2 separate regions of the Homo sapiens genome follow, and region 2 is linked to region 1. Evidence: chromatin loops called from intact Hi-C (ENCODE). Cell type or tissue: mammary epithelial cell. All regions are shown on one strand. Links, peaks and the distances in the headings refer to the core of each region. The heading gives the core; the rest is flanking DNA.

What was found. A loop is a pair of places that touch in the nucleus more often than their neighbours do. Peaks named below come from ENCODE experiments on the same cell type or tissue, not always from the same donor. Only the 100,000 strongest peaks of a DNase experiment are listed, where the experiment ranks them.
Region 2: a loop joins it to region 1, with 14 times the contacts of the local background. A loop is called at or near these places in 5 of 110 quality-filtered maps.

What each region holds. Positions count from the first base shown.
Region 1 is chr1:33,625,114-33,642,091 of GRCh38, reverse strand. CSMD2 (CUB and Sushi multiple domains 2) reads left to right here. Exons shown (of 71, transcript NM_001281956.2): 30 at 5,538-5,732; 31 at 6,762-6,878; 32 at 8,557-8,670; 33 at 15,511-15,606; 34 at 16,838-16,978. Among named protein-coding and RNA genes, the nearest start is that of ZSCAN20, 160 kb to the right of the region's middle. RefSeq lists a silencer at 5,088-5,258 and enhancers at 5,221-6,151, 6,152-7,083, 8,051-8,557. In mammary epithelial cell, for the core only: CTCF peaks have their summits at 7,062 (motif pointing right) and 8,891 (motif pointing left); a DNase peak (open chromatin) is centred at 8,871.
Region 2 is chr1:34,672,908-34,688,023 of GRCh38, reverse strand. It overlaps LOC105378641 (a long non-coding RNA gene), which reads left to right and starts at 2,705. Exons shown (of 9, transcript XR_001737964.2): 1 at 2,705-2,859. In mammary epithelial cell, for the core only: a CTCF peak has its summit at 6,353; no DNase peak of the experiment used is centred there; H3K27me3 peaks cover 186 bases.

The DNA of each region.
Region 1 (16,978 bases), core at 3,932-11,931:
GGGTGTGAGCCACCGTGCCCAGATCACTCTTGGCTTTGAATCACTTCCCAGTTTAGATTCCAGTTTCAGATCCCAAAGGATCATCTGAGGGAACAGGCTTAATTCAAGTGTCCACTGAGCAGCATCATGGGATTAGGCTTTTGCAGAAGGGGCAAGAGCAGGTCAGGCATTTTTATTTATTTATTCATTCGGTAAATACGAATTGAGCAGCTACCATATGCCAGACCTTCTTACAGGGGCTGAGAACAGACCAGAAAACCAAACAAAGTCTCTGCCTCCATGGAGTTCACATCCTCGTGACAACTAGACCGACGGACCCTTCTGTAGATGAGATGTTGGAAGCCCACCTGGTTCTAAGGCAAAGAGGGGTGGGTTTTTAGATGTCTCTGTTCAGTTGCTTCTGAAGGGTGACTGTAGTGTCTTAGTCATCTCTGGGCAGACTTTCTAGGAGATGATTCTGAATGCAGTCATGTCATCTGTGGATTTCTATTAGACCATTGATCAGAGGCACTTCTATTCTGAATTCATCCTCCTGGGTGGCTTTACCCTTTGCTAAAAGGAAACAAAGAACAGCAGGGATCCTGTGTTTTGGATACAGTTACCAAAATGGAGTCACAGGGAGGTTTATGTCTTTCTCCAGGCCACGGATATCAACAGAACCAGTGGGGTGGAAGGACCTTTATTCTCATATACCAGCATGTGTGGCAGCCTTTTCCTAGGCAGGAATGTGCTGAAACATCCACGCACATGCAAGACATATTCATTCATTCAACAAATGCTTGATGACTCCTACTTCATGCCATGCCCTCTGCTGGGTGTTGAGAATACAGCAGGGAGCAAAGTAATCATCATCCCTACCCTAATGTAACTTACAGGTGAGTGAGGGAAACAGCAAGAAGTAAGAAGCATAAGAAGTTAGGAAAGAAAACAACAGGCTCCTCTGAGAAACAAATCAGAAGGGTTGCTGTGAAGGCCTCTCTGAGCAGGATCCATTTAGACAGAGCCCTAAAGGTTAAGTAGAAGCCCTCTGTGCCAGAGTGGGGGCCAGGGGCGTTTCAGAGGGAAGAGTTTGAAGTGTGTGTTAGAGAATCTGAAAGAACACAGGAAAGACCAAAGTGAATCGATTTTTAATGGAAGGTCCTAAAAAGCATGTATTTTCTCTTTCAAGCCCTTGGAAGTAACACTGTGGGCCTGGAAGCTACGGCCACACCTGCTACCACCCCTATTCCCACCACCTGCTGCTGTTATGGGTCATTCTTCTTAAATGCAAATTAGAACTATCTTATATTCTGCCTCCTTTTAAAGGAATGCATGTTTGTTGGAAAAATTCAAACAATATATAAGCATATAAGATATACTCTTAAAGACTTAGCATGCCCCCAAATACCATCATCCCGTGCAATACCATTATTAACAGCTTGGTATCTCATTTCGGATACTTTCTATAAATATAAAGTAATGTAAAGTCTGTATCAGGAGTTGGCAAACTTTTTCTGGAAAGGGCCAGAGAGTAAGTATTTTTACTCCAGATGGTCTCTGTTGCCACTGCTCAGCTCTGCTTCGTAATGCTAAAGGCAGCCACAGACAATATGTAAACAAATGGCTGTGTTCCAGTAAAACTTTATTTACAAAACCAGGCAGCCACCGACCTGTGGGCTGTAGTTTGCTGATCCCTGTTCTATATGAATGAGATTGCACCATATGTACTCATCTGTAATCTGATTTTTTTGTATGTGAGCCCAAGAATAGATCTTGGACTCCTTCCCATATCAGTATTCAAAGAATAGTGCTATTCTTTTAAAAGGCTGCTAGTGTTTCAGTAGATGGCCCTAATCCACCCTTTGTAACCAGTTCCTTACTGGTTGAATGTTTGGGTTATATTCAGATTTTTGCAGTTATAAGGTTTGGAAGTAAGCCTCATCTATTAGGACCAGAGAGAAGCTGGCTCTTCTCATTTTCCCATTTTGAAGGGCTTGGGTTTTATTTATTATAATCACCATGATGTTTTAGTCATTTAGTGTTATCATTCACAGCTGAGCTTTGGTTTGGCTGACTAAAGACCTGATTTTGGTCTTAATTCTACCTCTAAATAGCTGAAAGGCTTGGAAGACTCATTTGGCCTCTCTGATCACCATATTCCTCATCTATAAACTGAACATGAGCATAACCGGCCCTGCCTTCTGCAGAGGGTATTGTGAGACACAAATGAGATAACGGCTTGGAAAGTGCCTTGAAAATTATGAAGTGATATTCCTATGTAAGGGGCTATCATCACTGTCATTATCCATGTCATTATTATTAATGTGGTAATGCTTGGGATGATGAGCTCATCTTTCTCTTACGTGTGAGTAAATATAGAATAGAGTCTGTAGTTGGAATCGTTGATGTGGTTGTTGATTTTCCAAGCCTCAAAGTATTCAGCCAAACAATTCAGCAGCCATTTATTAAGCCTCTATTATGTGCCAAATAGGGCTAGCCTTGGTGCCAAGTTCTGTGCTAGTTGCCAGGGTTATGAGAAGATCAGGTGATGAACCTTCTCCTCCAGGAGTTCAGAACCTACTGGAAAGAAATACCCTTACCCAAGTTACCAAAATAGCGTGATACATGTTATAACCAGGGAAAGAAAAACAGAATTCTGCCAGAGAGAAGGTGGCATTAAAAGTGTAGGATTTTGCCACACAAATAAGGAAAGAAAGGACATTCTGACATCTGTAAAGTTCTGGGCCAGTCATTCCCAGCTAGGGTCCAATGCTGGTGCAGCAGTTACCCAAAAACACAGTTGCCTGAACAAGGTAGACATTTATCAGACTTCCTATAAAAGAAATCTGGAGGACAGCGCCCAGGATTGATGAGGGAGCTCCACCTTGGCTGCTTTTGTCTCCCTACTCTACCATGCTAGTCCATGGATCCCATTTCAACGTTATCTCCGATCCAAGATGGCAACTGAGGTTCCAGCCATCATGTCTGAGTTCCAGACTGAGAGAAGGAGGAAAGATGCAAGGAAGGAAAGGCCAATAAGCATTTCCCTCAGCTGAGTCAACTTCCCTTAAACAGTCTTTTTAAAAGTTCCACAATAATCCACTGAAGATATTTGTTAAGTGCCCACCATGTGACAGACACTGGAATATGGCCGTGAACAAAACTGAACAGCTGCCCTTCTGAAATCTATATTCTAGTGGAGGAAGACAGAAAAAAATAAGGTCAATATAGAGTCGATGAGAGAGTATTAACTGCAGTGGAGAGAAATATAGCAGAGGAGGGTGTTGGGGGCATTGGGGAGAGGAGTATTGCAATTTTAAGTAGCTGCTCAAAGAGTGTCACTGAAGGAGAAATTGAGCTAAGTCCTGAAAGAGGTAAGACAGGGAGCCACAAAGACCAGAGGCCAGTGTCGTTGGAGCAAAGCTAGCATAGAGACGACAGGAGCTGAGGTCACAGAGGGGACTATTGGGGCCACATGTGCAGGGCCTTGAAGGCCTGTAAGGATTTTGGTTTTACCCCAAGTGACACGGGAGGCTATTGGATTGTTTTCAGCAGACATGATCTAACTCGTGTTTACACAAGGAGGCTGGGAAATGTAGAATTTAGCTGATGCCTTCAAGCTCTGGATAAAATTGGAGTTCTGTTATTGATGGATGAAGGTGGGGAAAGTGGTTATTGGGGACTACAGCTAGTTTTGCCTCTTATGAGCTGTGTGAACTTTGATTCCAAGTTACTTAATTTTTCTGAACTTTAGTAAGATTTAACCCACTTTGAATTTATAAAAAGGATAGATGAAACAAAAGACATGATGACAGGTCCCTGGATCTCTATGACTCACATATGGGTCACCCAGTGGCCAGTTCTATTCTGGCCAGAGACACTAGGCATATGGAGAAGACAGATTTGATAAAGGAGGTCAAGGCAATGCATCACGGGGCACATGAGGAAACCACTGAGGAGTGCCCTGTGACGAGTGGCCATGTTGTCGGTCCCACTTGGGTTTAAATGCAGTAGTGCATCCAGAGCTGCTCCACTCTCAGCTGCGGGCAACGACTTAAGGTGCAGGATCTTCTCACATGCTCCTGTGCAATAGTGAGACTCTCAGAGTTCCATCCCATCAGTCAACCAGATGATTGGCAGCTGAGTGACAGCCTCAAGTAGTGGCCGCCTCCTGTGTAGGTAATCTAAAAGGTACCCAGGTGACAAGGACGGCCCTCAGCAAAATTCCTCCTGAGCCATTCATCTCTGATGAATGAACACTGATCCCTTCTATTCTGGTTCTTCCCTCCTTAACTCCACTCTTTGAATTTCTGAGTCCTTCTGCAAGGACTGTCAGCACCCTTTTGTGAGTCCCCATCTCTAGACCTCTCTGTTGCCCCCCAATAATGTATCCTCCAAAATGCTCATCAGTCAACCTGATACTCAGTTGCATCTCCCTGGTACTGACTGGCCTCAGCTGTATCCTGTTACTGCCCAGCCCTGGTGACAACCCTCTTGACCATCAGTTATCTTAGAACAAGGAGGACGGAGGAAAGGTAATCATGCATAGAAGCGTGAGCATGGGCTCCCAGTTGCTGCTCAGGATTTCCAGCTGATGGTGAGGGATGCTGGAGAGTGTCCTACTCCAGAGATTTGGGACTTGGACTAGTACTCTCAAGCCACAGGCAATGTCAAGAGTGGTCTTGTTTGATGCAGAGCGACAGAGTAGAGGACTGTTTATTCATAAACTGTATGACTGATAGGGAAGACATGTAAGGGTCAATAGCCACATGAAAAAAATACTGTGGTTTTCATAAACTGGCAAGCACCCAATACCCAGTGCAGAGCCCTGGAAAACTGCACTGGAGACATCAACTTATCCCACCGGTCGGGTAACCCAACCCAGAGGTGGAAGTGAGTTTTGTACTTCCTCCCTGAATCTAAGTATTGGTACCCATGCACTCAGAAGAACCTGCAACAGATGGGTATGACTGGGCCTGCAGAACAGATGCCAGCTCTACTCCCCAGCCAGTGGTACAGATGGGGCAGAAGAGAGAGGAAGAGAAAGAGCATCTCCAAAAGCAGACTGTCTGCCCTGCTTCTCAGGTGAACACAAAAGGCCAGGAGGCTGCTGAGTGTGGGGGGTCAAAGATGAGTAAAGTGATGGGCTGTACCTAAGCACTGACCTTTACCACAGTGACCCTGCCGGCAGCTGAGATGTGGTCCAGGGACTGTCAGCCCCCACCAGCCAGAGAAACACATGTTTCCCTTGGGGAGGAGCAAGCAGGGGATGAGAGAGGGCCTCAGCGATTTTGCTGGGCCTCCTTCCTCTGTGGGTCAAGGCAAGAACATGGGGGGAGGAGGGGAAATTGCCCTCTTCAATGTGATTTCCATCCTTCAATTTCTACCCAAATTTAGAGACGTTTCTAGACCTGAGGGGAATAGGAGCCACAGTCACGCATCCCCGTGTGCTCTGTGGCTAATTAAAGTCGGGTTCTCCTCATGGGCACTGGAGCCCAAGAATAGCCTCCTCATGAGCCCTCTGTGTGTGTGCACGTGTTTGTATTTCTTTTTCCCAGAAAACCCGCGGGAGTCATGTTTTGATCCTGGTTCCATCAAGAACGGCACACGGGTGGGGTCCGACCTGAAGCTGGGCTCCTCCGTCACCTACTACTGCCACGGGGGCTACGAAGTTGAGGGCACCTCGACCCTGAGCTGCATCCTGGGGCCTGATGGGAAGCCCGTGTGGAACAATCCCCGGCCAGTCTGCACAGGTGGTGGAAGCCTGGGGATGGCAGGGGTCTGAGGAACTGAGGGCATGCCAGGGGCAGAGGGTGCTGTGGGCTGGGGAAGGGAGGGGGGCAAGGTCCTCAAGCCCGGCTCCTCCAAGCCTGGCAAACCTGGGTTTGCCGTGGATGTGTATAGAAGTGGCTTATAATTCACTAGGTGTGCAGTTCCTTTCAAGGTATCATCTCAGAACCCATGGTGTCCCTACCCCCATTCACATAGATGCTCATGCCCTCAACAGAGGCCCCCAGACATGCCACATCAGGGAGCTCACACCAGGGAGAAGTCATTTAAAGGTGGCTCCTGGACTAGTTCCTAGGCCTAGGGAAAATCACTGAGAGATCAGATATGTTGAAGTAAGGCCCGCAGGGTGTGCTGATTCCAGGTGGGTCTGGGTGAGCCATGGGGGTCCTGACAAGAGAGATAGGAATGAGTATCAGGGCTTTAAGAGCTTGGTGACCACCCATTGAAAAGCCAAGCATACCCCCTTTGTCATGGTAAGAGAGGCAGGCTCAGACCCGCCCCTTGTGGAAATTGGGCACCTTGGAGAGGAACAGAAGGTGGCTGGGTCACATGGGCTGGCCACTCCCCATGGGGTTAGTCCGGGGAAGCTTCAGCTCCCTATTCACACTGACACTCACTGTCCAGGTTAGATGTCAGCCAGGGCAGCAGATCATTTCTAGGCTCCACGTGTAAGCAGAAGAGGTTCCTAATGTGCTCCCTAAGGCTGTGACTTCAGGGACCAATGCCAGGGTTAATAGGTAGAGGGCAAGAACTGACACCTGCCCAAGAGGGCCCTCGGTAGCTTCAGGGCAAGTTTCAGGCTACATGCCAGGCCAGGGGTGCACGTTCTTGGGCAGGGCAGGGTCCGCAGGACTTGCCTTCTCCAAGCTAGGGCCTGCCCACCTCAGGGCAGCCCTACTGGGGCCAGAAGCTCAGGCTGGGGCAGAACAGAGGATGGTCACTGGTAAGAGGCCCACAAGGTCACCTGACTCTCTATCTGGTTTCTCTTTCAGCCCCCTGTGGGGGACAGTATGTGGGTTCGGACGGAGTGGTCTTGTCCCCCAACTACCCCCAGAACTACACCAGTGGACAGATCTGCTTGTATTTTGTTACTGTGCCCAAGGACTATGGTATGGGTTTTGGTTGTTGTTGTTCATATGTTTTCTGACTCCTCACCCTCATTCCAAAATGAGCAATTCCTCAGACGCCTCCCAATTATATACAGCCCCATTGTGGGAATCGCAGAACAGTCTCCCCAAAAGGACGGCCGAGTGCTGACGTTTCTCAAACGGGCTGCAGAATACATTCCGGACACAAGAGGGCAGAAGGGCACAAGTGAGCCCCGCCAGAACCAAGGGGACAGAGTTGGTGAGAAACTGGCCAAGACAGAGGGAAGGCAAGGTGCCCCAGGGGACTACCCAGTATGGCCCAAGTCCTAAGGGAGGTGCCGCAGATCTAGACCTGTTAGGAACCCAGGGTGAGTGGCCAAGGAGCAGGAGGGAGGAGAGGAATGGGATGGAGCTGGGCTTGAAAGTGCAGGTGAGGGAGACCAGGAGCCACATCATTCTGGTGTCCCATCTGAGAACCAAAGCCTGGTCCAGAAGCTATAGGTAGGACAAGCAAGAAAAAAGTGAAAAGCAGACCAGTGCCCTGGGAAGACAGAGAAACTTCCAGATTCCAAGAGATGTGGGCAGAAAAACCAACCCAGGCTCATTACCTGGTTGGCAGTGGGGACATTCAAGAGTCCTGCCAGCCTTGGAGGCATTCAGGAAGATGAAGGGCAACCAGGTGACCAGGCTGGCTTCTTTCTTCCTGGATCTCCTCTTTGTAGGAGGACTAACAACCATATCTAAACACAATTGATGTTGGATGTGGCAAAGGACATCAACATGTCCCGACCACCCAGGGGAGGAGCAGGACGGAGGGAGCAGCCTGCAGAGAGCCAGCTCCTTATTCCCCAAGACAGGATGGGCAAGCACAGAGCAAGGCCTGATGCTTGAGGCGTTCGCCAAACATTTAGTAAGCACCCATTGGGGGCCACGCACTTTACTGGGTCCTGGAGTTGCAGAGATGAGAGAGACATGTTCTCTGTCCTCTATAAATTCCCAGTCTCATCTCTACCCATAGCTCCAGCCATCAGTACACCCACTCCTGCCCCAGAACCAGGACACCTATGTACATGTACACACACTCCCCAATATACTGAGGTGGCAGGGGCCTCAGACCTGCAGGATCGCAGTTAGAAAAGTCCTGAAAGGCTGTCCAATCTGATCTGCTACCCAGAGCAGAATCCTTGGTAGGTGGGCATGCAGTTTGTGCCTGGATCCCTCCAGTGATAAGGAGCTCACAGCACTGACTACAGATCTCTGTATACAGTTTTCAACTCAATGACACTGACTAACTGACGTTGGGACGCATGAATGTGGGGTCCTGACATCGCATGGAGAATGAGGGATGGTACCCAAAGCCCTCTGATGGCCTCCAGATAGCTGCTGCAGCTGCTATCTGGGAAAGGAACAAAGTTGGCTCCATTTCGCCTCTACCCGCCTGACCTTTGGGTGCAGCCCTCCATGTTGTCTTGACCCTTGTGAAGGCCAGCCCGGCCTTCCCAGCTCCCCGCCTCCCTGTGCCGGGTGTCTGGCCACTGCCAGACTGTGCCACTGCACTAACCAGTGCAGCAAGCCACAGCCCAGGAACCAACAACTTCCCCAGGGCTGCCCTCCTCCTGGCTTGGGCCCCTAGACCCCTAGATCCCCTCTCCTGCCCCCAGCGTGCCTGCCCAGTCCCCACACTGTGTCTCCTCCACAGTGGTGTTTGGCCAGTTCGCCTTCTTTCACACGGCCCTCAACGACGTGGTGGAGGTTCACGACGGCCACAGCCAGCACTCGCGGCTCCTCAGCTCCCTCTCGGGCTCCCATACAGGTATCCGGGGCTCGGCCAGTGTGGGGATGGTTGTGGGCCGGGGGCATCACGTCCGGCTAAAGGAAGGAGGCTCTAGAAGCACCCCATGGCCGCAGGTGGAACCCTACGGCTCTGCGTGCCTGTCGTGTTCTGGTGCTTGTCTACAACGCAGCAGCCAGCTCGTGAGAGCTCCAACTAGCGGGGCCTTCAGCAGCTGCCCTCACCCAGACTGTGTCTACACCGCCCCCTTGTGGTGTAGCCTTCTCCTGTTGGTTCGTATTCAGATGCAACTTTTTTTCTTACTATAAATGTATTGCATTTTCATTATAGAAAACTTAGTGACAAAACAAAATAATTGCATACAGAATCAAAATAAAGACTACCCCGAAAGAGCCACTGACAAGATGTAGTGGATTTCCTTCCAGTCTTTGTATCTACTTCGACGTTTACATATTTTATTCAACAAACCAATATACATATTTTATTGAAATATTCGCTACGAGCTTTTCTCTGTCATTTTTTTTCTTCTAGGCTAGGATTTTTAAGTGCTACATAGTAGTCTCTCATACAGTTAGTTAAAATTTATGTAACGAATTCCCTATTATTGAACATTTAGATTGTAATGTTTTGTGCTTATGAATAGTAATGCAATGTATTGTACATACATCTTTATATACATTTCTGTTACTTTAGAATATCTAGAAGTGGAATTGTCAAGTTAAAGGATATGTGAGATCTTTAAGGCTTTTTATGCAGATTATCAAATATCCCTCTAGAAAGATCTTGTCAGTTTGATCACCAACAAGAAAGAGGGCATGTTTTATTCTCACAAAAACCAGGTAATTAAAAAAACAAAAGCGTCATCAGTTTGAAAAGTGAAAATGGTATCTCATTTTCTAATTTGCCTTGTTTTATTACTAGTTAGGTTAAATTTTTATAATGTGTTTATTGGCCTGTGCATTTTTTATTTGTGAATTTATTGTGAATTTGTGTCGATTTTTCTACAAGCACTTATTTTCTTATTTATTGAGTAGAGCTCCATATTTTATAAGCTACATAAATATATATAATATGCTATAAAAAGCCCTCCTCTCCAGCTTGTCTTTTGCTATATAATTTTCTTCAGGGTGCTTTAATGTCAGAATATGTAAATTTCCCATGCTATCAAATCTATCAATGTTTTCTTATATAGTTTTCTCCTTTGCTTTTATGCTGGTCAAATAAATATTCCTCTGTGTTTTCTTTCACTTCTTAGTTTCATCACACTGCTTTAATACCTTTGGAATTTATTTTGATTTATTATTTGATATAGGGAATCTAACCATATTCTTTCAAATATAGTTAATCAGTTGTCCTAGCAGAATTTTCAAAATGCCAAATTTACATATACTAAATTTTTATGAAGGGTCTGTTCTTAGACTTTTTATCCATTTCTTCCAAGTGTCTATTTATTCCTTTTTTAGTTTTAATTATTATAACACTATAATAGTGTTTACTATATAATAATTTTAAATACATGGTACTATAAGTCCCCAGAGCCATTCTTTGTTTTGAATTTTTATTGGCTGTTGTTGCTTACTTTTGCCTCCAAATTATATTTAGAAATATTTTGTTAAGTTTAAAACATTGCATCAGAATCTTGACTGGGATTTAATAAAACTTACACGTTAAATTAGGGTGAACTCACGTTTATATTAACTCTTCTTCCCATCCAGGAATACAATATGTCTCTCCATTTGTTTATCTTCTGTAGCCCTTGGGAGGGTGCTATAATTTTTATTTAGGCAGTATTCATTGTTTGTTAACTTTATTCCCAGATATTTCATGGAGATTTTTGTTGCTGTTGTAAATGGGTCTTTTTTCCCCCATTATGTTTTCTAGCTGGTCTTTACTAGTATATTCAAAGACTGTTGTTTTTGGCATATTTGCTTTGTAAAGTCATCAGACTCTTCATAATACTGCTTACACTGCCAACTAATTCTCCTGGCTCCTCTAGGCAAGAAGTAATATCATCTGCAAATAAATTTGTCTCATTATTTTATCTCCTCCTTTTCAGTGGCTTTTCTTTTATTTTCTTCCATGGTTATTGGTCTATTCAGGTATATTACTCTAATATCAATGTTGATATTTTAGCTTTTAGTAAAAAATCCATTTCATAATTTCATTTACATTTAGTACCACAATGTATATAATGTACTATGGTGATGTTTACCCTGCTTTGTATTAGTGGTGATATTCCTGCCTTTGTTATCCTGCATCGTGCATTCATCATCCCCTTTTTACTCGGCTGTACCAGGTGTTTTGTGTTTTTGTGGGTTTTTTTTAATTTTTATTGCTGCAATTTATCAATTATTCTGCAGTTTGTTGTTGCTTTTTTTTATTAATCTCTGCCTTTATTTCATCATTTCCTTCCTCATATTTTTCTTCTGATTATTTTGTTCTTGTTCTAACATCTTGAATTGAGAGCTCTGTTCATTATTTTCTCTGTGTAATAAAGAACATGTTTACAGCGATGTATTCACCTCCAAGCATAGTTTTGGCTTCATGCCATAAATTTTGATATGTACTATGTTCATCATCATTACTTTTTAAATAGCTCATCATGGTGTTGTTTACTCTTTTTGCCCAAGTGTTGGCTAAGAATGTCTTTTCTTTTCCCCTAAGAATATGGATTTTGTTCTTATTGCATTAAACTTTTGTGTTAATTTATATTTTTATTTCCATGTAGTGAAAGAATGTGGCCTGTACCATTTCTTCTTTGGGGATTAATTGAAGTCCCTTCAGTAGCCAAGGACCTTTTTTTTTAGTTTTCTAAATATTTAAGAAGGATGTGTGTTCTCTGTAAGGTAGAGAAGCAAGACGAATGAGCTCAGGCTCTACAATCACACTCTTTTCTTAGCTCTCCTATTTGTTTTCTAGGTGACTTAAGGCACAATACTTGACCTCTCTGAGCTTCAGTTTTCTCCTCTGTAAAATGCAAAGAAAAAGAGTCCTACCTCCTAAAGTTAGTGTTAGGAGTAAATGAGTTTTGTAATTGCCATTAAATCAATCTTACTCAATTTTGTTATTCAGATCTATTGTATCAGTGATTCTCAACCAAATGAATTTTTTGTAACCACCACCTCACACATACACACCCAACCAAGAGTGTAAATCAGGAACTCCTGGAGTAGGATGCCTTTTCAAAACAGATAGATAGATAATGTATAGCTATAGATTTAGAGTTATAGTAAGGATTTTCAAGTAAAGAGCTATAGAGAGGTCTACATTTAAGACCTATAGATGTAAATATGGATGTAGATATAGGTGTATAGGACCAATAGAAACAGGAAGTAAGGAAGGAAGGAAGCAAGGAAGGAAGGAAGGAAGGAAGGAAGAAGATGGGGGAGGAAGATGAGAGAGTGAGAGAGAAAGAGAGAAAGATGTATAAGACCTGTAGATATAAAACTCCTGACCTCAAGTGATCTACCTGCCTCAGCCTCCCAAAGTGCTGGGATTACAGTGAAACCCCATCTCTACTAAAAATACAAAAATTCACTGGGCATGGTCGTGGGTGCCTGTAATCCCAGCCACTCGGGAGGCTGAGGCAGGAGAATCACTTGAACCCGGGAGGTGGAGGTAGCAGTAAGCCAAGATCGCGCCATTGCACTCCAGCCTGGGCGACAGAGAGAGACTCCGTCTCAAAAGAAAAAAAAAAAACCTGTAGATATCAATATCAGTATATTCAGAGAGTCCCTTATTCCTCATTTGGAGAAACACTGATAACAAGCCATTGGTACTGATGGGAGTGCACTATGTCCCTGTCCCTGAGTTGCGTTGGGGGAGAAAAAGCTTAAGGACCGCTACTCAACAGTCTTCATTTTGTTTTTCTATTTGATGTATCAATGATTGTGAATGTTGCATGAAAGTATTTCCCATTACAGTTATGATATTTTGTTGTCTTCTTGTATATCTAGCAATTTTTGCATCTGTTTTCCTGACATATCTTCTCTCATTTTCTCCAAGTCTTTCTCTTTTAAGAGGAAGTTGACTCATTTATTTTACAAGTGAATTATTTGGTCTGATATCTGTCATCTTGTGTTGTTCTTTCTGCGCTTTTGTTTGTGTTGTTTTGATTTTGCTTCCTCGCTTTTCCATACATACCTGACCCATCTCTAATTTTCAAGTTTTTCTTGATATATTTGGACTTTTATATTAATGTTATAGTAGTTATTTTTTAAATTGTGGACTTCTTCCCCAAGAGCAAATTTTTGAATTTGCATTTGCATTTTGTTTTGTTAGCTCATTGACAATAGTTATTATACTTTTCTGGTTGTATTTATCCCTGCTGGTGTCTGAATTCCCTACTTTAGTTTTGGGTTTTGTTTTTTTTTTTTTCAGTAGGGCTTATAACTGCAGTACTTTCTGTACCATGCATATATGAGAATGCTTTCCTTTTGACATGGGATATAAATGACACCTTGATTGTAAATCAAATTACGGGTCAAACTTTATCTTTCAAAACTGCAGTAATTATTCCACTCTATTCCAACATTTACTGTTACAGACAAATTGGGGTCCAACGTGATTCTTTGTCCTTGTAAGTAACCTGTGCTTTTCTGTCTATGTGATTTTCTTTTTTTGTTGTTGTTAATTAAAAAGCCCACTGGGAGGTGTTGTGGTGGAGGTCTCTTCTCACTAATTCTACCTTGCACTTGGCAAATATTTCAATCTGTACCTCACATCTTAGGAAAAGTGTCTTCTTTCTTAAATGATTTTTTTTTTTTTTTTTTTTGAGACAGAGTCTCACTCTGTCACCCAGGCTGGAGTGTAGTGGTGCAATCTCAGCTCACTGCAACCTCTGCCTCCCAGGCTCAAGAGATTCTCCTGCCTCAGCCTTCCGAGTAGCTGAGACTCCAGGTGTGCTCCACCATACCCGGCTAATTTTTGTATGTTTAGTAGAGATGGATTTTCACCATGTTGGTCAGGCTGGTCACAAACTCCTGACCTCAGGTGATCCGCCCGCCTCAGCCTCCCAAAGTGTTGGGATCACAGATGTGAGCTACTTCACCCTGCCTTAAATGATTTTTTTTCTCCTTCAATTTCTCTGTCTTCTCTTTCTGAAATTCCTGATACATGCATATGGATTTTTTTTTCATCTTTCACGTCACTTGTCATTTCTCTCGTTATTTTAATCTCTTTATCCTTTTTCTGTGGATTCTGAGAGAATTTCCCAAATTTCATCTCGACTTCACTGTTCAGTTTTTGTGGAATCCAGCTGCTTGCACTAGCATTTCTCATCTCTTTGCAGCCTTTATTGATCTCAGATCCTTCTTCCTCTGACTTCACAGATGCAATGCTAGATTTAATCTCATGACAACCATGACTGAACATCTGCTGAGAGTTTTGCCTGTTCTTTGTTGTGGTTCACATAAAGTATTTGCTTTGACTTCTTAGAGTGATCTCCTTCCTCAAAACTTTAACATTTTTTCTTATGTCCAGTGATTTTACTATTTGCTCTCCCTTGAAGATGGAGGCCCGTGTGCCTTCAGGGCTGCAGTTGACATGGGTTCTGTGAGAGCTCACTAGGGTCGTTATCCACATCTGTCAGGCCAAATAGAAAAGTTGAGTTTCACTCTGCTCACATCCATCTGGAGGAGGAGTTGGAGATGGCAGTGATATCAAAGGGATGCTTTGCCTTCATGAGTTTCTTTCTGCTTTGGCAGCTACATGTTAGCTGGGGGCAATAACTGTTAGCTGGGACAATGACTCCTAGCCAGGCTCAGCCTTCTGGGTCACATACACATCTAAGCCTGCCTTGCAAAAGCTCTCTGCTCCCATATTGGTGGCATCACATGAGCTTCCTGGAAGTACAGGTGGACCTCCCAGTAGTTCCGTTGTGGGTCCCAACTCTAGCCCTCACTGTAGTGGAGATAGAGCCTGGTTCTCTGTAATCCCTGCTTCGTCCTGAGAATGGGGTCTGGGGTCAGCAGCGCTTCTCAGGGGTCCCTGAGGCTGCAGGGGGGCAGCAGGCAGAGTGGCCATGCTGCTGCCTCCACCCATGTTCTCCCTGCGCTTCCCCAGAATGGCAACTACACTAATTGGCTGCAGGTCCAGTTGGTGCTGTCTCTCCCCTGGCCCATCTGTACTGCACCAAGCAGAAGATATACCTTTGTCTTCTGCTACAAAAGCTGTCAGTCTACCCTGGTTTCCTGTGCCCATGCAGGTTCCCCCCAGTTTGTGTGTTATTGGCCGGCAATAGTACATCCTGGTTTGCCTGGGACAGTCCCACCATAACTATTGATAGCACTTTCTTTGACTCTCAAAAATGTTCTAGTATGAACAATACATTACACCATCGCTCTGGTAATCATTTCACAGGATGGTGGGAGAGTGTCTGGGAAAGACCAGTTGCTCCTAGATGATCACATCATCCTCCTTCCTAGAGGCCAATGCTATTTTTAAAAACTCAGATTGATGTCAGTTTTCCAAGTAAACCACCAGTCAGCCGGCTTGGTAACAGCTGCTGTCTCCATCCCTGTCGCTCCACACATCCCTAGCAGCCTTCTCCTTTCCGGCACAGGTCATTTAATCTTTCTGGACCTCTCTTTCCTTCTTTATTAAATGAGGGTACTGAACTCTGTCATGCCAACCTCACAGTGACCACAGGTCAAGTTAAGACCGTGAATGAAAAAGCTTTCTATAAACTTTAAATTGTAAAGTGCAGTAAAAATACGTGAGATTTTATTTCAGGAAGGCCTGGAATGTGGAAGGAATTGCTGCATGGGGTACTGGCAGCCCCTCCTTCCTGGCCAGGATTTTATCTTCTGGGCCCACCTGCTGGACTCACTGTTCTCTCCTCCTTGCCCCTTATCTCGGCAGGAGAATCACTGCCCTTGGCCACCTCCAATCAAGTTCTCATTAAGTTCAGCGCCAAAGGCCTCGCACCAGCCAGAGGCTTCCACTTTGTCTACCAAGGTATGGAGGACATGGACGCCGGAGGTAGGAAGGTGATCTCGGTTCTTAAGGGACTCGTGATCGAAGGGACAGGGATCTTTGACCTCTAGTCTGAGTCCCTTTCTCAGGGTGTTTGGGGGCAGTTACTAGTTTGTAGGGCAATTCCCTGAAATCCAGTTAATTTTATGCATTCACTTACTCAGCAGACATTTCTTAGACAAGTTCTGTGTTTAATGAGGAAGGAAATCAGACAAAGGCAGCCAGTTTTTTCCCCTTCCCCACTCCACCCATTGTCTGGCATGGTCCAGATGGCACTGAAGAGACCAGCCCAGGCATCTTACCTGGACTCCCCTGGAGCTTGGTTTTGTCTGCCAGGCACAGTAAAGGTGCGGGGAAAACACAGGCTTTGAAGTGCCGTGGACATCGATTTGAATCCCACCTCCCCACCTTCGAGCTAGGCTCCAGCTACGCCAGGCCTCAGAGCCTGTTTGCTCACCTGTAAGGAGCGGGCAATCACAATGCCTCACTGATAGGATGCAAAGAGGCTTCGGGAAGTAGCTGGTACCAACCAGCCAGTTGGTGTTAGTTCCCTTCCTTATTGGCCCAGAAAGGTAGTTTGGAGCATCCTGGTTTTCACCCCCAGGTCCCAACCTCTGCTTGCCCAGGAGAACATCCACTTTTGTAGGGCCCAGGTTCTAAGCATGGTCCTGTTCATTCGACTCTGCCCAGGATGAGCTGTGTTTCTCTTTGCAGGAGTGATCCTATCACAGGGGAGGCCATCCCGGGCCCATCAGCCATTCTGGGCGGCAGGAGGGAGGGGAGACTGGGGGTCATGGAGGGCAGGGCCCCAGGCAGGATCTTAAGGCACATGGGGAAAACAGGACAGAGGCAGGGCAAAGGCCCTGAAGGTAGAGGAGGAAGGCCCATTCTCCTTGCTAGGGAACGTGGGACCCTGATGAGTGAGGGGCGTCGTTGGGAAAGCAAAGAACAAAACTGGGCCTAAGGTCTGTGGGAGGTCCACGGCTCTACCTCCCGTGCTTTCCAGGAGCTGTGCTGTAGCGCTGTGTGTCCAACTATAATTCGGTATAACAGGCATCCTCCTAGTTAGCCCTCGAGCCCTTCCCTACGGGAGAGCATCCAGAGCCTCCCAGGGTTTCATCCAGACGGTCTTTGTTCCAGACCCGTTGTATGTCCGTCCCTGGGCCAGTTTCTGAGGGGTGAGGCCTCCCCTCAGTGCCCTTGTCCCCCACAGCGGTTCCTCGAACCAGCGCCACGCAGTGCAGCTCTGTGCCGGAACCCCGCTATGGCAAGAGGCTGGGCAGTGACTTCTCGGTGGGGGCCATCGTCCGCTTCGAATGCAACTCCGGCTATGCCCTGCAGGGGTCGCCAGAGA
Region 2 (15,116 bases), core at 3,160-11,159, 1.0 Mb before region 1:
CAGGAAAACAGGGAATCTGGATTGGAGAGATTCTCACACCAACCCCATGAGGTAGGGACTGTCACTCTGTTTTACAGAATCTGAGGCATGGAGAGGTTGAGTCACTTGCTTGAAGTTACAGTTGGTAAGTAATATGGATGAAATTTGAACAGACACTTCACCAAAGAAGAAATGATGGAAAATAAGCCCATGAAAAGATGCTCTACATTATTACTCACCAGGGAAATGCATATTGAGGCCACAATGAGATGCCACCACACATCCACTAGTCCCACTAGAATGGCTAATGTTAAAATACCCAAAACTGTATCAAGTGTTGGCAAGAATGTGGAGGAGCTGGAACTCTAACACACTGTAGGTGGGAATGGAAAATGGTAAAGCCACTTTGGAAAACAGTTTGTCAATTTCTTAAAAAGGTAAACCTATACCTATCATAGCATCTGCCATTCCACTCCTAGGTTTTTACCTGAGAAAAGAAAGTCTTTGTTGACACAAGAAGAACTCGTACATGATTGTTTTTAGCAGCTTTATTTGTAATAGCCCCAAACTGGAAACAACCTAAATGCCCATCAGCAGGTGAATTGATAAACAAATAGTGGCAAATCCATACAATGGAATAATACTAAGCAATGAAAAAGAACTATTGATATATGCAACCATGTGGGTATATCTCACAAGAATTATGCTGAGTTCAAGAAGCAAGACATAAAAGAGTACATACTGCATGCTTCCATTTATATAAAATCCTAGAAAATACAAGCTAATCTGTATTGACAAGAAGCAGATCAGTAGTCGCCTGAAGATGGGGGAGTGAGGAATGGAAGGGGCAGGAGGAAGGGATTCAAAGGACACAAGGAGACCCTTGTTGGAGGGATGGAGGTGTTCAATATCTTGATTGTAATGATGTATTCAAGGGTGTATACATATGTCTAGACTTGTCAAATTGTGTAGTTTAGACTTGCACAATTTGTTGTATGACAATTATGACTTAATAAAGGCTGTTAATAATAATAATAATAAACAGAACCCAGGCTGCAGTCTGTCTCTGTGCTGGAACTCTAATTTACTCACTGTTCTATTTTCCAGCTGTGTATTAGAGAGCAGGGCTGGCTCTGGGTCTGCACAAGGTAGATCGTCACATCACCCTATTGTGGGTAAAGTGCTTGGTACTTCACATTGTTTACTCTTCCCATTCCTTAATTTTCTCAGGAAGGTCCTGTTTGATTATGCCCATTTAATGCAGTGGTGTGGAGTTAAGTGACATACTCAAGGTCACATGGGTGGGGCGTGGGAGAAGGATGGCCCCCCTCCTTCACCACTTACACAACCAGCACCTCCTTCAGAAGAGAGGTGAAGGAGCAGCAAGCTGAGCCCAAGTGATTTCCAAGGCCTTTGGTCAGGGTCCAAGAACAGGCTGGCCAGGGCAACAAATTTCTTCTCCAAAGGGATGGAAGCAGATCCATTCTAAGGCTCCCTCCAGTTCTGGTCTCCAAGGAGTGTGTGAAATGAAATACCTAAGTGGATGCCCTTGCCTGCATTTTAGAAATAGACCTGGTCCTGCCATTTACCTTCCCGGTGACCTTGAGCAGTTCAACTCTCTGGGCCTCTATTTCCTCATCTGTAGGACGGCGATAATTAGACCTAACTTCTAGGGTCTTAAAAAGGGTTCAATAAATTAAGGGATATAAAAGTGCTTTGGACAATGATGAACCCTAAAAAAAAAACAAACTTTGTTTGTCTTGGTATTTCATAGTTTGTCGTTTGCCCTAAATAAGGTCAATTTTTTAAAAATTGTGGTAAGGTATATAATATTTATTATTTTAACTCTTTTTAAGTGTGTAGCTTAATGGCATTAGGTACATTTGCAACGTGGTGCACCACCATCACTTTCCATTTCCAGAACTTTTTAATCATCCCGAACACAGATTCTGTCCCATTAAACACTAACTCTTCATTCCCCCTTCCCCTCACCCTCTGTTCCCTGGTTACCTCTATTCTACTTTCTGCTCCTATTAACTGGCCTATTCTAGGTACTTCATATAAGGGGAATCATACAATACTGGAATGGGATCATTAACCCCACATTAATTCCCACTTTTTTCTGTTTGCTTGGTTTTGGTGTCAGGGGTGGGAGGAGATGGAACTTTGGAGACTGCTTTGTAGACAGTGGAGCTCATTCTTTCCAGAACAGAAGATGGGGTGCTAGGGAGTCCTTGGGCCTCTCTGAGAGGCTGGACTTGGCATGTAATCTAATATGACTGATGTTTTTATAAAACAGGGTAAATTTGGACATAGAAAATTAACACCATGTGAAGGTGAAGGCAGAGACTGGGTGATGCTTCTATAAACCAAGAAACTCCAAGGACTGTCAGCAAACCAGCAGAAGCTAGGAGAGAGGCATGGAACGGATTTCTCCTCACAGCCCTCAGAAGAAACCAACCCTGTCACCATTTTGATCTTGGACTTTAGCCTCTGGAACTGTGAGACAATACATTTCTGTTTGTTTCAGCCACCTAGTTCATAGTACTTTGAAGTGACCTTTACACCACTCTCACTTAGAGATGAGGTCTGTGTCCCCTCCTCTTGAAATTGAGTGGCTTTTGTGACTGTGTACACAGGTAGAGTAAACTGCAGAGCTGCCTGTCTGTGACTTCCAAGGCTAGGTCATAAAAGGAGATAAAGCTTCTTCCTGGCTGGTTGGGCTGCTTGCTCTTGAAGCCTTCAGTCTCTATGCACGCAGCATGCCTTCCCAGCCTCCTGTGGTTGTAGAGTGTATAGAAGGCAGTTGGATCACTATGGACAGCGGGTAAGAGCTGAGGAAGCAGCCTCCGCCAGGTGGTAACATGGAGGACCCTGAAGGTAAGAAAGGGCTCTTACTTGTTGGAAGCCCAGTTAAATCCACTTACAAATTAATTAGACACAATGCCATTTCCAGATGAGAGTTCTGGGAAGGCTACTGTGGTTAGGGCTTGTTCTCGTTCCTCCTAGGAAACCATTTAATCCAGACTCTGAAGGATCAGGGGATGGGAGGACCTTCTTGCTGGTAGGCAGAGTGGCTGGCCTGTAAATGGCATTATTGGAGAGGCATCCCCAGCCTGAGCCCCAAACACTTCCTCTGCTCCCCTCTGTCTTTCCCTGTTAGCAGCACTTCCATTGAGCTGTCTTCACTCACCCTCAGAACGGGTTTTTATTGAGTTCCTACACTGTGCCAAGCACTTTACCTACATTATCTCGTTTAAACCTTGCAATGACTCTGCCCAACAGGTTTTATTGTCTTTCTACTCTATCATTCACATCTCAGTAGGATTAATTAACCAAATTAATCCTATAAGCAAATCTCAGTTGCACCGTGAATGTCTCAGGCTAAAGAACAGGTTTTAACTACTGTGGAGGAAGACCGGCCCCTTTAAGGAAGAAGTGACTGCAACCAGGGTTGAAGCAGGTTGTAAAATGTTGAAATCTGCTGAGCTCCGGAATGGAAATTTCTTTCAATGTAGATTAGGCCTTGATTCAGGGTACGGAGAGAGACTGGTACCTGTGGTTCCCTTGGCAACTGCTCTCTGATTGGAAGGAGCCTAAGTGCAGAGAAGGGAGCAGCTGGGGGGCCCGTGTGACTCATCCAAAAGTGGGCAGGAAGCAGTTAAAAAGCAGCCATCCGGTGAAGCTGTAGAGGGACAGGGTTTTTGCTTTCTTTTAATCAACATGCCAAGGTTTTGGGAGGGACTGCTGACACCAGAGATATCAGAGAAGTAGCATAGAATGGCTGGCTTCTGAGAAGCCTCCTGGTTAGGAAGGAAGTTGTTCTCTTTCCACTGCAAGCTTAGAAGCCTTCCAAGTTCTCTCCTTCTGCAGCATAAAGAGACAATAACTCAGAGGAAGGTATCCCCAGGAGTTTCCAGACAGCTGCACAGATTTAAGTGCAGAAATCTGAGCAGAGGTATAGTCCTGGCATTTACATGAACACCTTTCAGTAGCAGGAAGAATAAATGGAAAGAGAGCTACAGAAATACCAGGGGCGAAGTCTTCATCTGAAAGTCCAATCTTTGATCAAGAGCTGGTAGGAAGTCTGAGAATTTGTATCAGCAGTGATTCTAGGCTGTCTGGTCTGAGTAATTGGGATCAGAGCAACAGCTGATATCATGCTTACCTTGTGCCAGGCTCCCTTCTAAGGGCTTCCTGGACACCTGCTCGTGTCAGTCCTCACAGCAATCACATGAGGTATGTTCTGTTGTTGTCTCCTTGTGCGGATGAAGACACTAGGCACAGAGAAAACTGGCCACAGGTGTACAGCTGGGGAGGCCAGAGCCAGAATTCAGACCTGGGGTGTCTTGGCTGATGTGAGCTAGTGTGGGCCAGCATGGGACACAGAGGAGGATTAGCTGGAGAAGCAGGACAGAGGGCAAGAGAGACGAGATCTCCGACAGTGCTGGGTCAGAGACACTTTCCTGAGCCATGATTAAACCTGATTATGGACATGTTTTAGCCTGTCAGACTCCAGCACCCAGAGCGGTCCCCTCCTCAGAGTAGTTCCTGGCCAGTCCTGAAACAAGATGGGTGTTTTTATTGTTACTATTAATTATTTTTAGACACAGGGTCTTTCTCTGTCACCCAGGCTGGAGTGCAGTGGCACCATCACAGGTCACTGCAACCTTGAGCTCCTAGGCTCAAGCAATCCTCCTACTTCAGCTTCCCAAGTAGCTGGGACTACACACGTGTACTACCATGCCTGGCTAATTTTTTAAAATTATTTTTTTTAGAGACAGGATCTCCCTATGTTGCCCAGGCTGGTCTCAAACTCCTGGCCTCAAAAGATCCTTCTGCTTTGGCCTCCCAAAGTGCTGGGACTATAGGCATGAGCCACTGCACCCAGTCTAGATGGATGTTTTCAAAACACAGATCTAGTTATGGTACTCCCCTCTATAAAAAATCCCTTGTTTGTAGGATAAAGTCCAGGCAGGCCCTTTGGCCTGTCATATAAAGCCTTTCTGATCAGACCCACCCTGCTTGGCCCACTCCTTGCTGCATTCCTGTGATTCCAAGCCCTAAGTTTCCCAAGTCTCTCCTTTCCTCTGGCAGAGCTAATCATGGCTCACCCCATATTTTGATGGCTGTTCTTTCCAGGTGATGCCACTGCTGTGATGAGTTTTCTGTAAAGAGAGGCATGCTTCCTCTGCAGTACTCTCAGATAACCACAGATATAAGCAACATAGGAACATAAAGTCAAGGTGCAATAACCATAAACCTTGACAATAATCTTAAAACAAGAAAACAAGTGCTGAGTTCTAGAAAATGAGCCTATGTACATTAATTATACAGCATACCCTCATGTACTATAAAGCGGGCATGAAGGAAAATGGCGCAACTCCACCATAAATTTGATATCAAATGGATGTGCCGGAAGGCAGGGTGCGGCAGAGGCAAGTCAGATCAGCTTCTGCCACTACTGATTGTGTGACTTTGAACAAATAAGCCTGTTTCCTTAATGTTAAAGAAGAAATACCAATAGTGTCCAGGTCATGGTGGCGGCATGATAATTAAATAATATGTGTAAGGCTCCAGGCAGTCCTTTACCTTACTTTTCCTGACCAGTAGGAAATGTTCAATAATAATTAACGGCAATTTTTCTCACTTTGTCACAATGATTCTTATGAATTATCTAGATGAGAAGGTAGAGCTGAGGTCATCTTTCCCAGTGTGACATTCAAACTCTTTCCACAATACTTAGAGACACTCAAACTCTGGCTATGTACTTAGAGACACTTAAGATCTTTCTAGGTACTCAGGCTGAGGATTTTCCAGGCATGGTCCTTGGCCCACACAGGGCCCCCTGATGGGCTATAAACAGATTAAAAAAATCAAAGTTCTTGTTTTGTTTTTCATCTTTTTTTTTTTTTAAACAGACAAATGCTGTGCAATCTGCAAATGTTTGTTTTTATATAGCACAAAGGGTTGCTTACTGAGTATGTTATTAAAGATCACCAAAAATCACTATTAAAAATATATTTATAGTAAAAATCCACCAGATCAATTAGGTGATGAATCATGATAGCCACCTTGGTTCTTTTACTTAAATTTTTTGTAAAAAAAAATCTTTATTGAGATAGAATCCACATACCACAGAATTCATCCACTCATTTGTGATTGTGCAATTCACAAATCATTGTTTTGTTTCTTACCAGTTTTTTGATATCACAGCTCTTCCCAAATCTCCCTCTCCCTTTGAAAAGTGGGACCAGGTAGAGAGGGAAGCCATGGGTCTTTGACGACACCTGAGGGACTGTGGTAAAGCATTTTGAGACCTTATGCCTTGCAGTGGTTTGGAAAAGTAGCCTGCATTCCCCACTTTTACCACTGGGTGTCAGGCTTGAAGGTGGGTAAAGTCTCATGCTTGGGGAACCCAGCAGGGTATACAGGGCCCTGCACTGTTGCTCTGCAGGTAAATGGGATGAATGGAAGAGAAGAAGTAAAATTAGACATCATGGGATGATTAGAACTTTGACATTTCTTATGTTTGGGCTTGGAGAATTGCTTCACATTTCCTTAGGCATGTGGCAAAAAAAAAAAAAAGAATAGTTTTTTCCTCCTCCTTTTGCTCACCCTTTATTACTATGTTTCACCATGTTTTGAGGATTGCTGTGTGTCAGTAACTGTGCTGGAAAGGAGAATACAGAGATGTACAAGACACAGCTGGTCCTTTCCCCTAAGGTGCTCATACTATAGGGAGGAGGGAGATTACAAATAGATCAGCAGGCCACAAATGGCAAATGCGAAGAAAGTGGAGAGCACAGGGTCAGAACCAGGGGAGGGGAAGGGCCGTACTATACACGTGACAACAAAAGCAACACAAACGACACGTCTGACCTGTGTGGGGGTTTACACACTACAAATACTTTCACAGACAGAGTTTATCGATTATTTAAATTATATTTGTTGAGCACTGGGTTAGGTACTGAAGATACAACAGTGAAAAATTACTGTGGATGTTATTGTTTATACTTTGCATGTGCCAGACAGTGTGCCTGGCTTTTTTACATACATTATCACATTCAATCTTCCAAGAACTCATACAAGGAAGGATCTCTTAGACTGATTTTTCAGATGAGGAATGTGAGGTACAAGTTTCTCCCCCAAGAAACCTGTAACTTAGTGAGTTGGATCGTTGTCCCCACCCAAATCTCATGTTGAAATGTAACCCCCAATGCTGGAGGTGGGGCCTGGTGGGAGGTGATTGGATCATGGGGACCGTTTCTAAAGGTTTAGCACCATTCCCCTAATGCTGTTCTCATGACAGGGTTCTCACAAGATCTGGTTGTTTAAAAGTATGTATCACCTCCCCCATCTTTCTATTCCTCCTGCTCTGGTCATGTAAGATGTGCCTGCTTTCCCCTTTACCTTCCACCATGATTGAAAATTTCCTGCGGCCTCCCCATATCACTATCAGCAAACAGCCTGGCTGTGTTGTGCTCCTGCTCTAGGGATCTGTGGAACTTTGAGCTTGAGAGTGATGATTTAGGGTATCTAGTGGAAGAAATTTCTAAGCAGCAAAGTGCTCAAGATGTGGCCTGGCTACTTCTAACAGCCTATGTCCATATTTGTGGGCAAATAAGTGACATGAAACTGGAACTTATATTTAAAAGGGAAGCAGAACATAAAATATTGGAAAGTTTGCAGCTTGGCCATGTGATAGAAAAGAAAAACCCATTTTCTGGGGAGGAATTCAAGCCAGCTGCAGCAATTTGCATAGCTAAAAGGAAGACAAGTGCTGATAGCCAAGACAATGGGAAAAGGCCTTCAAGACATTTCAGAGACATTCACGGCAGCCCTTCTCATCACAGGCCCAGAAGCCTAGGAGGGAAGAATGGTTTTGTGGGCCATGCCCAGGGCCCCTCCACCCTGTGCAGCCCTAGGACACTGTCTTCTGCATCCCAGCTGTTCCAGCTCCAGCCTTGGATCAAAGGGGCCCAGGTACAGCTCGGGCTACTGCTTCAGAGGGTGCAAACCATAAGCCTTCATGGCTTTCAAGTGGTGTTAGCTTGCAGGTTCACAAAGTGCAGAGTTGAAGCTTGGGAGCCTCTGCCTAGATTTCAGAGGATGCATGGAAAAGCCTGGATGTCCAGGCAGAAGCCTACTGCAGGGGCAGAGCCCTCTTGGAGAACCTCTACTAGGGCAGTGTAGAGGGGAAATGTGGGGTTGGAGCTCCCCCCAACAGAGTTCTCACTGGGGCACTGCCCAGTGGAGCTGTGAGAGAAAGGCCACTGTCCTCCAGATCCCAGAATGGTAGATTCACTCACAGTTTGCACTGTGCTTCTGGAAAAGCCATAGACACTCAACACCAGCCCTTGAGAGAAGCCACAGGTATAGAGCTGCCCAATGCCTTGGGAGCCCACTCCTTACATCAGCATGTCCTGGATGTGTGACATGGAGTCAAAAGAGATCATTTTGGAGCTTTAAGATTTAATGATTGCCCTGCTGGGTTTAAGACTTGCATGGGGCCTGTAGACCCTTTCTTTTGGCCACTTTCTCCTGTTTCAAATGGACGTACTTACCCACTGCTTATTCTCCCATTGTATCTTGGAAGTAACTAAGTTGTCTTTTATTTTACAGGCTCATAGACAGACAGGACTAATCTTGTCTCAGATGAGACTTTGGACTATGGGCTTTTGAGTTAATGCTGGAATGAGTTAAGACTTGGGGGCTGTTGGAAAGGCATGACTGGATTTTGAAATGTGAGAAGGACATGAGATTTGGAAGGGGCCGGGGTGGAATGATGTGGTTTGGATCTGTGTCCTCACTCAAATCTCATGTTGAAATGATGTAATCCCCAGTGCTGGAGGTGGAGCCTAGTGGGAGGTAATTGGATCATGGGAGGCAGTTTCTAATGGCATAGCAACATCCCCATAGTGCTGTTCTTGTGATGAAGTCCTCACAAGATCTGGTTGTTTAAAATATTGTGCCCCTGCTCCAGGGATCTGTGGAATGTTGAGCTTGAGAGTGATGATTTAGGGGATCTGGTGGAAAAAATTTCTAAGCAGCAAAGTGCTCAAGATGTGACTTGGCTGCTTATAACAGCTTATGTCCATATGTGTGAGCAAAATGGATTGAGCAAATAAAAGACATGAAACTGGAACTTATATTTAAAAGGGAAGCAGAGCATAAAAGATTGGAAAATTTGCGGCTTGGCCATGTGGTATAAAAGAAAAACCCATTTTCTGGGGAGGAATTCAAGCCAGAGGTAGAAATTTGCATAACTAAAAGGAAGACACATGCTATGACAAAGACAAATTTTTGTGACCTTGAATTAGACAAAGATATCTAGATAGGTTGCCCAAAGCATAACCTGTAAAGGAGAAAATTGCTCAATTGGAACTCATCAACATTAAAAACTTCTGCTCTTCAAAAGATACTGCTAAGTGAATCAAAAGACAGACAAAAACTAGGAGAAAATATTTGCACCGCATATATCTGATAAAAGACGTGTATCCAGAATATATAAAGAACTTTCAAAACTTGATAACAAGAACACAACCCAATAGAAAATAGGCAACAGATATAAGCAGACACTTCACCAAAAAAGATATGTCATGGAAGATAAGCATATGAAAGGTGTACAAAATCATTAATTATTGGGAAAATACACATTAAAACCTAATGAGATTTTCCACACACCCATTGGGATGGCTAAAATTAAAAAGACTAACCATACCAAGTGTTGGCCAGGACGTGAAGGAACTGGAACTCTCATACACTTCTAAATGGCAATGTAAAATGGAAACCACTTTGGAAAATAGTTGGGCAGTTTCTTAAAAACTTAAGCATGTACCTTCTATATAAGCTTGCATTTTACTCCGATTTGCACAAAAGAAAGTTTATGTTCATACAGAGAGTTTTACATAAACATTTATATCAGCTTATAGCACTTATTTTCAAATAGTAGTCCTAAACTACAAAAAACCTGAGTGTCCATTAACTAGTGAATGGAAAAGTAAATTGAAGTAAGCCCATAGATAGAATAATTCTAAGAAATAAAAAGGAACGAACTACTCATACACACAACTACATGAAGGAACTTCAAAAATGATTTTGCTAAATGAAAGAAGCCAAGCAAAAAGAATTATACCATGATTTCATTTTTATAAATTTCTAGAAAATGCAAGCTTAGAAAATTTCTAGAAAATGAAAGCTCAATGGTTGCTTGGAATTGGGGAAGGGGAGAAGAGAAGGAGAGATTCCAAAGAAATTTTAGGTTAATAGTTATGTTCACTATAACTATTGGTTTTGATTTTGATAATAGTTTCATGAGTGGGTAAAACTTACCAAATTGTTCATTTTCTATCTGAAGTTTATTGTATTCAGTTAGACCTCAGTAAAATTGCTAAAACACTCAGTAGCAAGAAAACAAATAATCAAATTAAAAACCCAAAGATTTGAACAGACATCTCACTAAAGAAACAATATCAATGGCATATCAACACAGGGAAAGATGCTCAAGATTATTAGCTATTGGAGAAATGAAAATTAAAACCAAAATGACTACATATCTATCAAATGGACAAAATTATATTAAAAAACCCAAACCTAATAATATCAAATGCTGATGAGTATGTGGAGCAACTGGAATTCTCATACATTGCTGCTGGGAATGAAAATGGTACAGCCACTCTGGAAAACAGTTTGACAATTTCTTATAAACATATACTTATGATATGATCCAGTTATCCTATTCCTGAGTACTTGAGGAAATGAAAACAGTGTTTACATAAAAAGATCTGTTCACAAATAGCAGTTCGATACACCAAAAGAATGGAAACAAGCCCAAAGTCCTTTAATGTGTAAGTGGATAATCAGACCATAGTACATCCGTACAATAGAATACTACACAGCAATAAAAAATGAATGAGCTATTGATTTATGCAATAGTGTGAATGCATCTCAAGGGCTTTATGCTGAGTTAAAGAAGACATTTCCAGAGTTATGTATATTCTGAAAGACTTTCAAGACCAGCCTGGGTAACACAGTAAGACTCTGATTCCACAAAAAATAAAAAAAATTAGCCAGGTGTGGTAGGGTGCACCTGTAGTCCCAGCTACTCTGGAGGTTGAGGCGGGAGGATCAGTTGAGTTAGGGGTCTGAGACTGTAGTGAGCTGTGATTGCACCACTGTATTCCAGACTGGGCAACAGAGTGAGACCCTGTCTCAAAACAAACATATTCTATTATTACATTGACATGAAATTCTAGAAAGCTATAGGTATGGAGAGTGGATCAGTGGTAGGGGAAGAGTTTGACACAAAGGGGCAGCATGAGAGCATTTTCTGGGGTGATGAACCCGTGTTATATCTTGAGTGTGGTGAATGCATATTGAAGCTCATACAAGAGTCCACCAAAAAGAAAGCAAATTTTACTGTATTTAAAAAAAAAAGTTATGGTAAGAAGCTAAAGCAGTACTCAACAGGAAATTTTTAGCATTGAGTGGTCTCATTAGAAAAGAATAAAAGCTGAAGATTAATAAGCTAGACCAGGGCTTCTCAACTTCAGCACTCTTGACATTTGGGCTGGATAATTCTTTGTTTCTGGGGCTGTGTTGCTCACTGTAGGATGTTTAGCAGCATCCTTGGTGACTACTCACTAGATACCAATATCATTCTTCCCCCAGTTGTGACAACCAAATAATATCTTCAGACATTGCTCAATGTCCCATAGGGGCCAAAATTGTCCCTGATTGAGAACCACTGAACTAAATATTCAACTGAAGAATTTAAAAAGGAATAACATAAGAATAATCCAAAAAAGCAGAACATAGGAAACATTTTTTTTTAAAAAGAAACACTTATGAGATAAAAATCAAATGCACAATGAAGAGGCTTAATGCAGCCAAAAGTTCTTTCTCTGAGAAACTAATAAAGTTGAAAAATTTCTGACAAGATTGAGCAAGGAAAAAGAAAGAAGACAGACAAAGCAATGTAAGGAATAAAAAAAGCAAACATATTTACTGATGCTGCAGATATTTAAAAGATAATTAACAACTTTAAGCTAATATTTTGGAAAACTTAGATGAAATGGAAAAATTTCTAAAGAAATATAAGCTACAGAAATGGTTTCAAGAAGAAATATGAAACAAACAGCACTATAATTATTAAATAAATGGAACGATTAGTTTACAAATGTACCCTAAAGAAAAATCAGATCCTCCCAAATGATTTTACTTGTGAGTTTTACCAAACATTCAGGAGATAGATATTTTCAATCTTACACAAGCTAGTCTATAATATAGATAAAGAGGAAATACAAATATGCCCCAACCCATTTTATAAAGCCAGTATAATTTTAACACTAAATCTTGACAATGATAGTGTGAGAAGAAAATTGCAGGCAAATTTTACTTAAGAACATTGACACATAATTCTAAACCGAATGTTGGTAAACAAAATCCTACAATGTAGAAAAATGATAATATGCCCTAAGCTAGTTTACCTAAGGCATGTAAGATTGGGGAAGCATTAAAGCATAAAAAATCAATGTGATTCCTTACATTAACAAGATAAAGAAGAAAAGCAATGTGAGCATTGTATTAGTCTGTTTTCACACTGCTATAAAGAATTACTTGAAACTGGATAATTTATGAAAAAAAAGAGGTTTAATTGACTCACAGTCCTGCAGGGTTAACAGAAAGCATGACTGAGAGGCCTCAGGAAACTTACAATCATGGTAGAAGGCAAAGGGGAAGCAAGCAACCTTGTTCACATGGTGGCAGAAGAGAGAGCGAGCGAAGGGGGAAGTGCCACACAATTTTAGTGAGAACTCATTCACTATCGCAAGAACAGCAAGAAGGAAATTTGCACCTATGATCCAATCATCTTCCACCAGGCCTCTCCTCTGATTTGACACGAGATTTGAGTGGGGACATAAATCTAAACCATATCAATCATTTTAATAGATACAAAAATATAATAAAATTTAATATTCACTTATGATCTTTTAAAGAAGTCTTTGTAATCCAGGGATAGAAGAAAATGTTCTCACCTGATAAAGGACACTTACAAAAAACCTATACCAAATATCTTTTTTTTTTTTTTTTTTGAGACGGAGTCTCGCTTTGTCACCCAGGCTGGAGTGCAGTGGCGCGATCTCAGCTCACTGCAAGCTCCGCCTCCCAGGTTCACGCCATTCTCCTGCCTCAGCCTCCTGAGTAGCTGGGACTACGGGCGCCCGCCACTACACCTGGCTAATTTTCTGTAATTTTTAGAAGAGACGGGGTTTCACTGTGTTAGCCAGGATGGTCTCGATCTCCTGACCTCGTGATCTGCCCGCCTCGGCCTCCCAGAGTGCTGGGATTACAGGTGTGAGCCACCGCGCCCAACCCCAAATATCTTATTTAAAGGCGAAGCACTGAAATCATTCCCTTTAAGATAAGAAACAATACAAAGCCGTCTGCTATCACCACATCTCTTCAGCAATATGCTAAAGGCCCTAGCCAATGAAACAAGGCAAATAACACACACACACAAACACACAGAGGAAATACAGATCACGAAGAAAAATCATATTGTTATCACTTTAAAATGTTAGCTTATAAACATAGAAACCCTCCATGAATATGCAGATACATTATTAAATTAATAAAAGGTCTCTGGATATAAAACCAGTGCAAAAAGTTAACTGCATTTTCTACATCAGCAATAAGCAGTCCAAATTTTACTTCAAAATAGATACCATTTACAGTACCTCCAATGAAATGAAATATCTAGGAGTAAATCTAAAAAAATATGTACAGGAACTTTATGGAGAAAATATAAAAACTATTGAAAACATTAGAAAGTGATAAAATAATAGTGGGCTAGTTTCATGGATTGAAAGGCAATAATGTAAAAATTTCTGTTTTCCCAAATTGACTCAAACATAGATTTGATGCAATTTCAGTTAAAATTCAATAGGTTTCTTTTTCAGAGATTCTGAAAAACTGATTCTAAAATATATATGAAGAAATAAGAGGCAAAGAATAGATACCATTTACAGTATCTCCAATAAAATATCTAGGAGTAAATCTAAAAAATATGTATGAAAACTTTATGGAGAACATATAAAAAATATTGAAAACATTAAAAAATGATAAAGTAATAGTAGGCTGGCTGGGTGCAGTGGCTCATCCTGTAATCCCAGCACTTTGGGAGGCCAAGGCGGGTGGATCACCTGAGTTCAGGAGTTCAAGACCAGCCTGGCCAACATGCTGAAACCCCATCTCTACTAAAAATACAAAAATTAGCTGGGCATAGTGGCAGGTGCCTGTAATGCCAGTTACTCTGGAGGCTGAGGCAGGAGAATTGCTTGAACCCAGGAGGCAAAAGTTGCAGTGAGCCAAAATTGTGCCATTGCACTCCAGCCTGGGCAACAAGAGCAAGACTCTGCCAAAAATAAATAAATAAATAAATAAATAAATAAATAAATAAATAAGAAAAAGGCTGAGTTCATAGATTGAAAGACAATAATGTAAAAATTTCTTTTTTTCCAAATTGATTCAAACATAGATTCAATGCAATTTCAGTTAGAATTCAATAGGTTTCTTTATCAAAGATTCTGAAAAACTGATTCTAAAATATGTATGAAAGAATAAGGGGTAAAGAATAGTCAAAATCTGCTAAAGAAGAAGAGGGTGGAGAACTAGTTTATCAAAAAGCATTACAACACTATAGAAATTAAAACAGAGTGGCACTGTCTTAGGAATAGACAGACCAATGGAAGAAAATAGAAATCTCAGAACAGCTCCTAATACCTAATACAAAGGGAAACTTGATTTATGACAGAGCTGGTACTACAGTTCAGTAAGGAAAGACTCAATTTACAAAACTGTATTGGGTAAATTGATAATTTGCCATAAAAATGTTGGGATAATGCCTCAAACCATATATAAAAATAAATTGTAGATTGCTAAAACTTTAAATGTAAATGTCAATATTCTAAAGCTTGGTGATGATGATTATGATGATAGCACATAATACTATGTTCCAGACTATTTTCAACAGAGGTTATTTAGTCCAACAGAGCATGTATATGATGTAGGTACTAATATCGTTTCCACTTTGCATTTGAGTAAATTGAGCCACAAAGAGGTTAAATAAGTTG